Regions from separate parts of the Homo sapiens genome. Here region 1 is linked to region 2. Evidence: chromatin loops called from intact Hi-C (ENCODE). Cell type or tissue: psoas muscle. All regions are shown on one strand. Links, peaks and the distances in the headings refer to the core of each region. The heading gives the core; the rest is flanking DNA. Region 1 overlaps QRICH2 (glutamine rich 2). Region 2 overlaps LOC101928447 (a long non-coding RNA gene).

Region 1 (6,343 bases), core at 1,256-5,255, 180 kb before region 2:
AGCCCCTGGTTCTGGCCATATCAGCTTCAGCCTCCTTCTTGTAAAGACCTTTGTGACTTCATCACTGCATCCACCCGGATAATCCGGGATACTCCCTCCGTCTCAAGATCCTTAATTGTACCTGCAAAGTCCCTTTTACCACGTAAGGTAATGCTCCCAGGTTCAGGGGATGGGGACATGGATATCTTTGGGAGTTTATATTCAGCACACCATAGTGACTAAAACCAAAATAATGGTTTTTCAGAACAAACACCTTGAAGTCCTAGACAAATGGACATGACAGCTACAGAGGTGGGGGTGGGGTGGGGGGGAAACGGGGTCCTAGAAAGGTCGGTACAGTTTTCATTAAGGGCATCAGATGAGACTCCTGTCATTTCTGAGGATGACAGGAATTATAAATAATGAGTGCCGGCCGGCGCGGTGGCTCACAGCTGGAATCCCAGCACTTTGGGAGGCTGAGGTGGGGGATCACCTGAGGTCAGGAGTTGGAGACCAGCCTGGCCAACATGGTGAAACGCCATCTCTACTAAAAATACAAAAATTAGCCGGGTGTGGTGGCACATGCCTGTAATCCCAAGCACTTGGGAGGCTGAGGCAGGAAAATCATTTGAACCCGGGAAACGAAGTTGCAGTGAGCTAAGATCGTGCCACTGCACTCCAGCCTAGCTGACAGAGTGAGACTCTGTCTCACACACACACACACACACACACACACACACACACACACACACACAAAATTAGCCAGGTGTGGTGGCAGGAGCCTGTAATCCCAGCTACTTGGGAGGCTGAAGCAGGAGAATCTATAGAACCTGGGAGGCAGAGGTTGCAGTGAGCCGAGATTGCACCACTGCAGTCCAACCTGGGTGACAGAGTGAGACCCTGTCTCAAAAAAAAAAAAAAAAATTATAAAACACCACCAACTCTAAGATACATCCTGATTTCAGAGATGTTAAAATGTATGTGTGGGTGTCGGGGCAGGATGTCCATCTTAGAATCAGTGAATGTATTTTGAGTCCCAAATGGACTTCTTCATTTTTTTTGAGACAGAGTCTCTGTCGTCACCCAGGCTGGAGTGCAGTGGTGTGATCTCGGCTCACTGCAACCTTCCCCTCTGGGGCTCAAGCAATCCTCCTGCCTCAGCCTCCCCGGTAGTTGGGACCACAGGTGCGTACCACCATACCTAGCTAATTTTTGTATTTTTAGTAGAGACAAGGTGTTGTCATGTTGCCCAGGCTGGTCTCAAACTCCAGAGCTCAAGTGATCCACCCGCCTCGGCCTCCCAAAGGGCTGGGATTACAGGCATGAGCTACCGCCCTGGCCTATCATATATTTTGTTCAAGATTTTGGCTCATTTGTTGTAATGTTAGGGCATGTTAAAGAAAAAATATTTTTGAGACAGTCTTGCTCTGCTGCCCAGGCTGGAGTGCAGTGGTACCATAAGGGCTTACTGCAACCTCGACCTCCTGGACTCAAGTGATCCTCTCACCTCAGCCTCCTGAGTACCTGGGACTACAGGTGCATGCCACCACACCTGACTAATATTTTGCATTTTTGAGACAGAGTCTTGCTCTGTTGCCCAGGCTGGAGTGCAGTGGCATGATCTTGGCTCACTGCAACCTCCACCTCCCGAGCTCAAGTGATTCTCCTGCCTCAGCCTCCCGAGTAGCTGGGATTACAGGTGCCCACCACCACGCCCGGCTAATTTTTTTGTATTTTTAGTAAAGATGGGGTTTCACCGTGTTGGCCAGGCTGGTCTTAAACTCCTGACCTCGGGTGATCTGCCTGCCTTGGCCTCCCAAAGTGCTGGGATTACAGGCGTGAGCCACCATGCCTGGTCATATTTTGTATTTTGTAGAAAGGTTTTTGCCATGTTGCCCAGGCTGGTCTCAAACTCCTGGCCTCGAGCAGTCTGCCAGCCTTGGCCTCCCATAGTGCTGGGATTGAGCCACTGCACCCAGTCTCAATCCTGGCCCTCTACTCATGATGCAGGCACACCGCACAATTTCCATAAAGTCACCACTGTCTGCCAAAACCCATAATGGAGGTTAACACCCAGTTTCAAAATCTTTATTTTACGTTTATGCTAAAGGACTCTACCAACCATGCAGGCAGGTCAAATTGGTCTCAGGTCATATTTGTCTCAGGTGTGTTGTATGTGCTTACCTGGGGCTAGTGGCACTCCCCCACTGCTTTCATCCTGGTCTGTGCGAGGGCTGAAGTGGCCATTACCAGAGCTTGTTCTCTTGCTTCTCAACAATCTTTTAATATTTATATTTATCTTTATTTGCTTTTGGAGTTGTTCATAATTATGAGCAGTAATCAAACGCACATGCTTTCTTACCTCTGGAGAAGTAAAAATGTTTAAAGGTGTCTATGCTTATGTGTAAGTCTCATGGTGTCTGCCGCCATCACCCTGAGAAGATGTACTGCTCGGTAAAAACAGTACGATAGTGGCATGTGCAAAAAAGATTTGGCTTGGCCAGGTGCGGTGGCTCACGCCTGTAATTCCAGCACTTTGGGAGGCCGAGGCAGGCAGATCACAAGGTCAAGAGATCGAGACCATCCTGACCAACATGGTGAAACCCCGTCTCTACTAAAAATACAAAAAGTTAGCTGGGCGTGGTGGTGTGTGCCTGTAGTCCCAGCTATTCGGGAGGCTGAGGCAGGAGACTCGCTTGAAACCACCGGAAGGCGGAGGTTGCAGTGAGCCGAGATCGCATCACTGCACTCCAGCCTGGGCAACAAGAGCGAAACTCCGTCTCAAAAAAAAAAAAGGTTTGGCTTTAAAAAAGTGAAAGTGGAGGCCACTTTTTTCTAGTCCATTCCTTTTGTGTTCAGGGTCCTCTTGCAATATCGTTTAGTTTTGTTTTTTGAGACAGTCTTGCTTTGTCGCCCATGCTGGAGTGCAGTGGCGCAATCTTGGCTCACTGCAACGTTCACCTCCTGGGTTCAAATGATTCTCCTGCCTCAGTCTCCCGAGTAGCTGAGATTACAGGCGCCCACCATCACGCCCAGCTAATTTTTGTATTTTTACTAGGGACAGGGTTTCACCATGTTGTCCAGGCTGGGCTCGAACTTCTGACCTCAGGTGATCCGCCCGCCTCGGCTTCCCAAAGTGCTAGGATTACAGGCTGGAGCCACCGCGCCCGGCCCCTCTTGCAACATCTTTCTGATGCCGCTTTCCTCTGAGAATGAGCCCTGAAATCAGAAAATGGTCCTGGAGATCCCAGGTTGTCTTTTGTACCCAGATATTTGGCGCTCCCCAAGATGGCCACTTGGTGGCGCCAAAAGCTTTACTCTTCACCCTGCTTCCGTCTACATTTTCAAATGGCCCTCAAAGTTGGCTTGCTTGTTTTGATAACCCACTAGCCCAAAGCCAGCGGGAGGGATGTCAAGACCAAAAGGGAAGTTAAGCCTCATCTTTGAGGGCCATTTGAACATATTCAGCTTGATTTTATTCAGGTGAAGGTAGGTTGGCGATCGGAAAACAATTTGGTCATCTGTACACTGTCTCAAGACAGACAGATGCATGCCTGTGTGCAAAAGTTGCCATCAGCAGAGGGCCCCCTACAGAAGTTTTATTTCCAGGGTCTGTCACCATGGCCCACTAATAAGGAAAGATCCCTGCATTTCAGGACAGACTGTAAAGAAAGTTTGAAAAGCTACAAAAGCAAATAAAAACTACACTCAGGGCCGGGCGCTGTGGCTCACACCTATAATTCCAGCACTTTGGGAAGCCGAGGCAGACGGATCACTTGAGGTCGGGAATTTGAGACCAGCCTGACCAATATGGTGAAGCCCCATCTCTACTAAAAATATAAAAATTAGCCGGGCGTGGTGGCATGCGCCTGTAATCCCAGCTACTCGGGAGGCCGAGGCAGGAGAATCGCTTGAACCCGGGAGGCAGAGGTTGCAGTGAGCCGAGATCGCGCCACTGAACTCCAGCCTGGGCGACAGAGCGAGACTCTGTCTTAAAAAAAAGACAAAGAGGTCAGACATGGTTGCTCACGCCTTTAATTCCAGTACTTAAAGTCAAGGCGGGAGAAGTGCTTGAGGCCAGGAGTTTGAGACCAGCCTAGGCAACATATTAAGACCCCGTCTCTACAAAAAGTTTTTAAAAGGTCACGTGGCCGGGGGCAGTGGCTCATGCCTGTAATCCCAGCACTTTGGGAGGCTGAGGCGGGCGGATCACCAGGTCAGGAGATCAAGACCATCCTGGCTAACACGGTGAAACCCCGTCTCTACTAAAAATACAAAAAAATTATCCGGGCGTGGTGGTGGGCGCCTGTAGTCCCAGCTACTCGGGAGGCTGAGGCAGGAGAATGGCGCCGGGAGGTGGAGCTTGCAGTGAGCCGACATTGCACCACTGCACTCCAGCCTGGGTGACAGAGTGAGACTCCGTCTCAAAAAAAAAAAAAAAAAAAATTAGCCAGAAAGCCAGGCAGCGTGGCTCATGCCTGTAATCCCAGCACTTTGGGAGGCTGAGGTGGATGGATCACCTGAAGTCAGGAGTTCAAGACCAGCCTGGCCTACATGGTGAAACCCCATCTTTACTGAAAAATTCAAAAAATTAGCCGGGCATGGTGGTGCGTGCCTGTGATCCCATCTACTCAGGAGGCTGAGGCACTGGAAACTTGGAGGCGGAGGTTTCAGTGAGCTGAGATTGTGCCACTGCACTCCAGCCTGGGTGACACAGCAAGACTCTGTCTCAAAAAAAAAAAAAAAAAAAAAAAAAACAGATTCCTAAGTAGTCCTAGCTACTTGGGAGGCTGAAGGGGGAAGATTGCTTGAGCCCAGGAGTTAAAGGTTGCAGTGAGCTGTGATCATGCCACTGCACTCCAGACTGAGTGACAGAGTGAGACCCTGTCTCTAAAGTGTGTGCTTGTGTGTGTGTAGCCATAATAACTGTTTTAATATCCATCTCTGCTAATTCTAACACATATGCCAGTGTTGAGTTGGTCTCAGTTGGTTGAGTTATCTCCTCATTATGGGTCATGTCTTCCTGCCTCTTTGTATGCCTGGCAATCTTTGATCAGGTGCCAGCCATTGTGACTTTTCCTGCATTGGATGGTACATATTTTTGTATTTTTTTTTTCTTTTGAGATGGAGTCTTGCTGTGTCGCCCAGGCCGGAGTGCAGTGGCACAATCTCTGCTCACTGCAATCTCCGCCTCCTGGGTTCAAGCGATTCTCCTGCCTCAGCCTCCTGAGTAGCTGGGATTACAGGTGTGTGCCACCATGCCTGGCTAATTTTTGTATTTTTAGTAGAGACGGGGTTTCACCATGTTGGCCAGGCTGGTTCCGAACTCCTGCACTCAGGTGATCCTCCCGCGTTGGCCTCCCAAAGTGTTGGGATTACCGGTGTGGGACACCACACCCGGCCATATTTTTGTATTCTTATACATTTTATTGAGCCTGTTTCCCCCAGGACACAGCTACTTAAAAACAGTTTGATTGCTTCAGGCCTTGCTTTTATGATTTTATGATTTGTTAGGTGGGTCCATAGGTGTGTTCAGTCTAGGGCTGATTATTCTCCATTTCTGAGGCAACACTTTTCTGAGTACACTCTGCTCTGTGCTACTTGAATGATGAGTTTTTCCAAACTGGTTGATAAGAACAGGCACCATTTCCAGCCCCATGGCAGGCAGGGCACTGCTTCTTCAAGCCCTGCAGGTGGTTCTTTCCCCAATCTTGGGACGTCTCCCCACATGCATGTACTCATCAAATGCGTGCTCATCACTCGGAGGGGATCCTCCACAGACCTCTGGAGTGGGAGTGGGCTTTCTGTCATCTCCCTTCTTTCTGGTTATTTTTTTTTTTTTTTTTTTTTGAGACAGAGCCATGCTCTGTTGCCCAGGCCGGAGTGCAGTGGTGTGATCTCAGCTCACTGCAACCTCCGCCTCCTGGGTTCAAGTGATTCTCCTGCCTCAGCCTCCCAAGTAGCTGCGACTACAAGCATGTGCCACTGTGCCTGGCTAACTTTTGTATTTTTAGTAGAGATGGGGTTTCGCCTTGTTGGCCAGGCTGGTCTCAAACTGCTAACCTCGGGTAATCCACCCACTGAAAGTTCTGGGATTACAGGCATGAGCCACCACGCCTGGATAACTCCCTTCTTTCTGATACTCTATCCTGTGACCTTCAGTTGCCTGAATCTCCCTGAATGCTCACTTCTGTCTCCTCAACTCAGAGAGTCTGCCAGACTCCACCTCAATTCCCCCTCCCTGCACTGCAGTCTGGAAACTCCAGCAAGGCAGCAAGCCAGGGTGATACAGGCTTCCCAGTTTTCCTTTCTCCACCGCTTGGGGATTATTGTCCTTCATAACTTGATATCCAGTATGTAGGAA
Region 2 (6,343 bases), core at 1,250-5,249:
CTGAACCAACATCAGCTCTGGCAATGCCACCTCTCTCACAGAAGAGCGGGCCTGGCTGGAGCAGAGTTGGGGCTGGGGGTCCCCGGACACTCGCTCTGCCCCTAGCTGGCCAGAGTTCCAGAAAGCCCACATCCCATGGTCCACCCTTGACCCTGAGCCCTTTGAGCTGGTGGGTCTAGAACTCAGTTTGGGGGATGACCTCCACCACAATCCCTTTCCCTGCTTCACCCCTGCAGCCTGGTGAGTGCCTCCAGGGCAGAGGACAAGTGCGGGGGGCCTCTGTTCCTGCCTGCCCAGGACCCGTGCCCCTCGCCTGCTGCCAGCACAGACTGCCCACTGTGGGGCTCCTGGCTGCTGGCTGGGGTTCAAGTTTGTTGGGGGAAGCACCTTGGCTGGGCCCTGAGCTCTGGGAGACACCACATCAGCTGGCTGGGCCTCTGGCAGACCCCAGCTCCAAGTCTGGTCCTGAGGAGCTGCAGGCCCAGATTCCTTCAGGGGTGCTAGCCGGAGGTGGGGTTTGTCTGTTTGCCCTTTTGTGGGAGGCAGGAGCAGCTGGAGTACCCCTCAATGACAGCAGCAAGCACCTGTCATCTGCAGGAGGCCTCAGGAGCCATCTAGTGTCACCTATAGCTGAAGAAAATGAGGCACAGAGAGGACACAGCTCTGAGGACGGTGGCACAGGTGAGGCTGGCTTCTCGTGGGCACTGCCTGCTGGGGGACCTATGTGGATGTCTGCCACCTCTCCACTCACCACAGCAGCATCTGTGTCTCCCCTGCTGGACTGGGAGCTCCGGGAGGGCAGTGTGCAGTTCTCTGTGGCACCTGGCCGGAGTCAGGTATGGCACATGCTTGGTGCTCAGCAGAGCATGGTGGCATGGATAGGGGGTGGCAGGATGCACCCTAATTCTCACAATGACTTACTGGCAGAGCCAGATCCAAAAGCCAGAGTTTCCAGCTGGGCAGATAGAGGGGAACTATCAGAAAGGCAGCTCAGGAGGCTGGGCATGGTGGCTCACGCCTGTAATCCCAGCACTTTCGGAGGCTGAGGCGGGGAGAATCACCTGAGGTCAGGAGTTCGAGATCAGCCTGACCAACGCGGTGAAATCCCATCCCTACTAAAAATAAAAAAATTAACCTTGCGTGGTGGTGCACACCTGTAGTCCCAGCTACTTGGGAGGCTGAGGCAGGAGAATCGCTTGAACCCGAGAGGTGGAGGTTGCAGTGAGTGCAGTGGCGCAATCTCAGCTCACTGCACTCCAGGCTGGGCTACAAGAGTGAAACTCTGAAAAAGAAAAAGAAGGAAGGAAGGAGGGAGGGAGGGAGAGAGCGAAAGAAAGCGAGAAAGAGAAGGGAGAGAGAAAGAAGAGAGAGAGAAGGAAGGAAGGAAAGAAGGAAGGAAGCAAAGAAGGAAGGAAGGAAAGAAGGAAGGAAGGAAGGAGAGAGAGAGAGAAAGAAAGGAAGGAAGGAAGGCAAGCAAAGCAAGGCAACTCAGGCCTGTCCCGCCTGTCCCTCTGCCCTCAGGGGCCCAGGCCTCACCTCCAGCCCAGTCTCCTCCCTGGCCTCATTAAAAAGCCCTTATTGAAGAAGGAAGTGTGTGTGGTGTCCCCCCAGGGAATACACGCTGAGATATCTCTGCTCATTCATTCATTCATTTCAGGCAGACAGGAGGACCCTTCCGTGAGTGTGAACGACAGGCAAGCCCACAGAACAAGAGCACACTGGGGACTCCCTTCAGGGTCATCTCACTCAATCCCCTGCCTCAGGGCAGCTATCCAGTCAGGGAAAGAGGCCTCCTGGTTTCCCACCGCAGGGGCAGGATCCATCGGTCCTCAGTTTGGGGTTGGCGGGGAACGGTGGAAACCTAGCTCTCGGCCTGCTCCCGGGCAGGGCTTCCCTGTGCCCTCCCGCCCCCAGCCAGCAGCCTGTGTCTTCTAATTTACTGCCCAAGGCACTGCACCCTCCTCATTTGCGGCCCCCAGGCCACTGCTGCCAGGCAGCCCACCCCTCCGAGGCTCCTCTCCAAACACAGTGCAACCTCAGCTGACGCCGGGGCCCCAGGGCCGCTCTGCCTCCGCTCCCGCCACACTCAGCTGTCCTCTCCGACACCCCCGGCCCCCTCCCTACTTCCCAGCTTTCCTTCCATAAGGCCGGTTCCTGTCCTGAGGCCCCCTTCTCCCATCCTTCAAAATCCAGTCCATACGCCTGTGCCTCGGCCTCCTTGAAACGCCCCACAGCTGTGGCTGTTCCCCCAACCCAGGCCGCAGCCCTGTGCCTCTCCTGTGGCCTGGATGACCCAGGCCTGCAGCGCACCCCAAATTCCCAAATGTTTCCAACAGCACCATCTTCTTATCCGGGGTCTCCTCTCTCTTCCCGCTTCCTGCCTCGCTGACGCTGAGTTCGTGAACAAATGAACGAACCTGCCCGACCCGGGAAAGATCCCGCCTGGCGGGGGCCTGTGCGGGGCCCTTCCTGGGGACAGCGCCACTCGCCTCCGTCCCGCTCCCCACCGCAGCCCGGCACGGAGAAAGCGCTGAGTCACGTTCCGGGCACGCGGCCCCAGGGGAGCCAGGCCTCAGGGGCGCACCTGGACCCGTGGGGGCTCCTGGGCCTGCTGGGGGAACGCCTGGGCCCGCGATGGGGGGCGCCCGCACCCGCACCCGCTGCCCAGCGCAGCCCCCGCAGCGTCCCCGGTTGCCTGGAGCCACGGGCCGGGCAGCAGCGGGTGCCAGAGGCTGACGCCACCGCGGCTTGCCAGCCGAACCCCCCTTCCGGACTGGTTCAGAGGAATGGAGGGTGGGGGGCACGAGACGCCCCCAGCAGGCTGCCCCGACCCCTGGTTTCCTGTCCAACCCCCAGGTCGCGTTCCCGGGACCCTCTGGATGCCCCCTCGTTGTTTGCCTCCCCTCCATCTCCACGTTCCCTCCCTCTTCAGCGCCCCCTCCTGCCCCCGTTCTGTCCCCACCCATGACCCTGGCCCCTGGGCCTCTCCCTTCCTCTGCACCCTGGGCCTTCTCGGAGGTTCCAGCTGCGCGAGCGCGGTGGAGGCCAAGGGTGGTGTGGGGCGCCCCCTCGCGGCCCGGCCTGGCCCGGCCCGGCCCGGGCTCGCCTCACCTCCCCGCCTGCTTAAGCCCTCCCGGAGCGCTCGGGGTTCGACCCCCGAGCACGGCGGGAGGAGGGCGCCCCCCTGCGGCACAGCCACGTCCACGAAGCCCCTCCCGGGGTTCTAGAAAGCGGAGGCCTCCGGTAATAGGGGCTAAGGCTGGGCTAGGGGGACAGGGGACAGGCCCTCCCAGCTCCTCCCCTGTCGAGCCAGGAGGGGTGAGGGAGAGGGGGAGAAGTGTGTGTGTGTGTGTGTGTGTGTGTGTGTGTGTGTGTGTGTGTGTGTGTGTGTGTGTGTGTGTGTGTGATGTGTGTGGTGTGTGTGTGTGTAGTGTGTGTGTGTGTGTGTGTGTGTGGCGCAGATAAGGGGCCATGGCCTAGGACAGCCAGGCAGTGAGTGGCAAGCGCCTGATGGGTTGCTTTTCCTTCATTTTACAAGCCAGGAAGTCTTCCTGCGGTGGGGTTTGCAGAACCAGCAGAATCCCTCCTGGGGCCACCATGTTCCCGGCACCGTTCTGAGCCTTTGTAACGCTAATCTCCTGTAGTGAGTGCCTGGGGAGGGTTGGGGGGCTGTAATATTGTTGTCCTTGCAGAAGGAAAGACCAAGATGCAGAGAGATGTCTAAAAGGTGCCAGAAGGTGACTATCCAGCCCTGGTATCACTGCCTGGTGATTTCGTTTCTTTGATCTTCACGAATGGCCTCACTGGGTGAGTCCAGGGGCCAGGAGGTTCAAGATGCTGTCAATGACTCAGGACTGTTTGGGGGCAGATAAGAGGAGGTGAGGGGTTCCACGGGTTCTGGATAAATTGATCAGAACTCAGAACACATTTCTAAGCAGTGATCATTAGCTGCAGAAGCCGATTTTGTTCCTAACGTACTCCAACTACAGCTGGAAAGGCCAGGGAAGAACTGGAGTGGGCACCGGCTAACATTTCTTGAGCACCTACTAGGTACCAGGCCTTTTATATGCGCCATGTCACTTAATTTACCTCAAATCCAAGGGGCCTTTGTGGTGTGTTATTCAGAAGTCACAGGGCTAATTAGGGGCAGGGCTGGGATCAGACGGGCCTGTCTGGCCTCACACCTGGGTTCTTTTTCCTCCACTCTGCCATTCAGCTGTGATTTGGACAGAAATCAGCTGCCACGTGCAACATTCTCCCATGGGAACATGTGTCCGCAGTACCTATCTCAGAGCCCAAATCCTTCCTGCCCCACAGCCTTCTCCTGGAACCTGCCTTGGGTAAGCTGAGAAATTGGTATGGGAGGTGTGGGGGTGGGACAGAGTGTGCAGGTCTCTGGCCACAAGAGAAGCAGGAAGGGATAAAGATTCCTCCCAATGTATCTCCTGGCCTGGGTGTTTCTGCTGCCCACAAGTATGTTGCTGTGATTCTCAGGTCAAAGAGGCTCTCAGTTGCCTCAAAAGCTGCACCCTCGGCTGGGCTTGGTGGCTCACGCTTGTAATTCCGGCGCTTTGGGAGGCCAAGGCAGGTAGATCACTTGAGGTCAGGAGTTCGAGACTAGCCTGACCAATATGGTGAAACCCTGTCTCCACTAAAAATACAAAAAAATTAGTTGGGCATGGTGGTGGGTGCCTGTAGTCCTAGCTTCTCGGAAGGCTGAGACAGGAGAATTGCTTGAACCCAGCAGGCAGAGGTTGCAGTGAACCGAGATCGTGCCACTGCACTCCAGCCTGGGTGACATAGTGAGACTCTGTCTCAAAAAAAAAAAATACTGCACCCCGACCTCCTTCACTTTGCCTTCCCTGGGACGTGTACGCCATCCCTTTGATCCTCCTTCCTCGCCCCTCCTCCTCCTCCTGGAGTTAGCCTTCATGCACTTGTTTATTTGCTCATCATAGATTTACTGGGTACCCTGAACACCCTCTGGGTCGGGCCAAGGCCAGGTGCTGGGGAGGTGCCCTTTAGAGGCCCCGCTGAGCCTTCTGGTCACGCATGGCAATTCCATCAGCCCTGGCCCGGCACCCCTCTTGTTTGTGTCACTCAGCTGTGAAGACCTGTTGCCCATGCTTGTCTTTGATCTCCCCCAGCGGGGCTTCTGCTGGCTTAGCCTTTCCTCCCTCCAGCTCTGCCTGTGAGGTCCAGTGATCCTTCCGGGCAGTGGACCCTGCTCTGTGGGCACCTCACAGGCTCCGCAGGAAGCTTCTGGCTTCCAGCACCCCCTCACCTTGCTCACACTTTGCCTCCACCCCTCAAGCAGGCATGATTCCTCAGTGATGCCCCAGACTCTATAAGGACCTGAATTCAAACCAGTTTGCTTAGGGGACATTCAATTTGTAGCTGTGAAAATGAATTTAAAGTTCACCTGAAAAAAAAAGAACAAAAGTAGACTATCCAGGCCGGGCGCTGTGGCTCACGCCTGTAATCCCAGTACTTTGGGAGGCCGAGGCGGGCGGATCACGAGGTCAGGAGATCGAGACCATCCTGGCTAACACGGTGAAACCCCATCTTTACTAAAAATACAAAAAATTAGCTGGCGTAGTGGCGGACACCTGTAGTCCCAGCTACTCGGGAGGCTGAGGCAGAAGAATGGCGTGAACCCGGGAGGCGGAGCTTGCAGTGAGCCGAGATCACGCCACTGCACTCCCTCCTGGGCGACAGAGCGAGACTCCGTCTCAAAAAAAAAAGTAGACTATCCAGGACTTTTTTTAGGAGGGGGGAAAATAAAAAACCATGAAAGATATATCCCTCACCAAATATTAAATGAATAATTAAGTTAAAAAGCTTTTTTGCTTTAACTGGTTTGGTACTGTTGCTGAAATATGCAAAAGCAATTCAATGGAACAGAATACACCCAAGAAATAGATCCAGATATCTACATGGAAGAAACGGTATCCAGACTGCGAAAAAACTCAGATGGCTCAGTAATATAAACTTAAAAAAAAAAAAGTACGAGAAAAGAACACAGGTGTTTTATTTATCCCAAGCTAAGCTTTTTTTTTTTTTTTCCTCAGACAGAGTCTCATTCTGTCTTCCCAGTTGGAGTGCAGTGGAATGATCTCGGTTCAAACGATTCTCCTGCCTCAGCTTCCTGAGTAGCTGGGATTACAGGCGTGCGGCACCAGGCCCAGCTAATTTTTGTATTTTTAGTAGAGACGGGGTTTCACCATGTTGGCCAGGCTGGTCTCACACTGCTCACATCAGGTGATCTGCCTACCTCGGTCTCTCAAAGTGCTGGGATTACAGGTATGAGCCACCGCGCCCTGCCTGGGATAAGCTTTTCTAA

What was found. Peaks named below come from ENCODE experiments on the same cell type or tissue, not always from the same donor. Only the 100,000 strongest peaks of a DNase experiment are listed, where the experiment ranks them.
Region 1: a loop joins it to region 2, with 5 times the contacts of the local background. A loop is called at or near these places in 57 of 110 quality-filtered maps.

What each region holds. Positions count from the first base shown.
Region 1 is chr17:76,296,264-76,302,606 of GRCh38, reverse strand. The region is part of intron 3 of QRICH2 (glutamine rich 2); the gene reads left to right. Among named protein-coding and RNA genes, the nearest start is that of QRICH2, 8.8 kb to the left of the region's middle. In psoas muscle, for the core only: a CTCF peak has its summit at 3,255 (motif pointing right); no DNase peak of the experiment used is centred there.
Region 2 is chr17:76,118,328-76,124,670 of GRCh38, reverse strand. It overlaps LOC101928447 (a long non-coding RNA gene), which reads left to right. Exons shown (of 4, transcript XR_001753019.2): 2 at 547-681; 3 at 3,693-3,807; 4 at 4,217-4,335. Among named protein-coding and RNA genes, the nearest start is that of EXOC7, 18 kb to the right of the region's middle. RefSeq lists a silencer at 2,878-3,347. In psoas muscle, for the core only: a CTCF peak has its summit at 3,067 (motif pointing left); DNase peaks (open chromatin) are centred at 2,470 and 3,040; H3K4me3 peaks cover 977 bases; H3K27ac peaks cover 430 bases.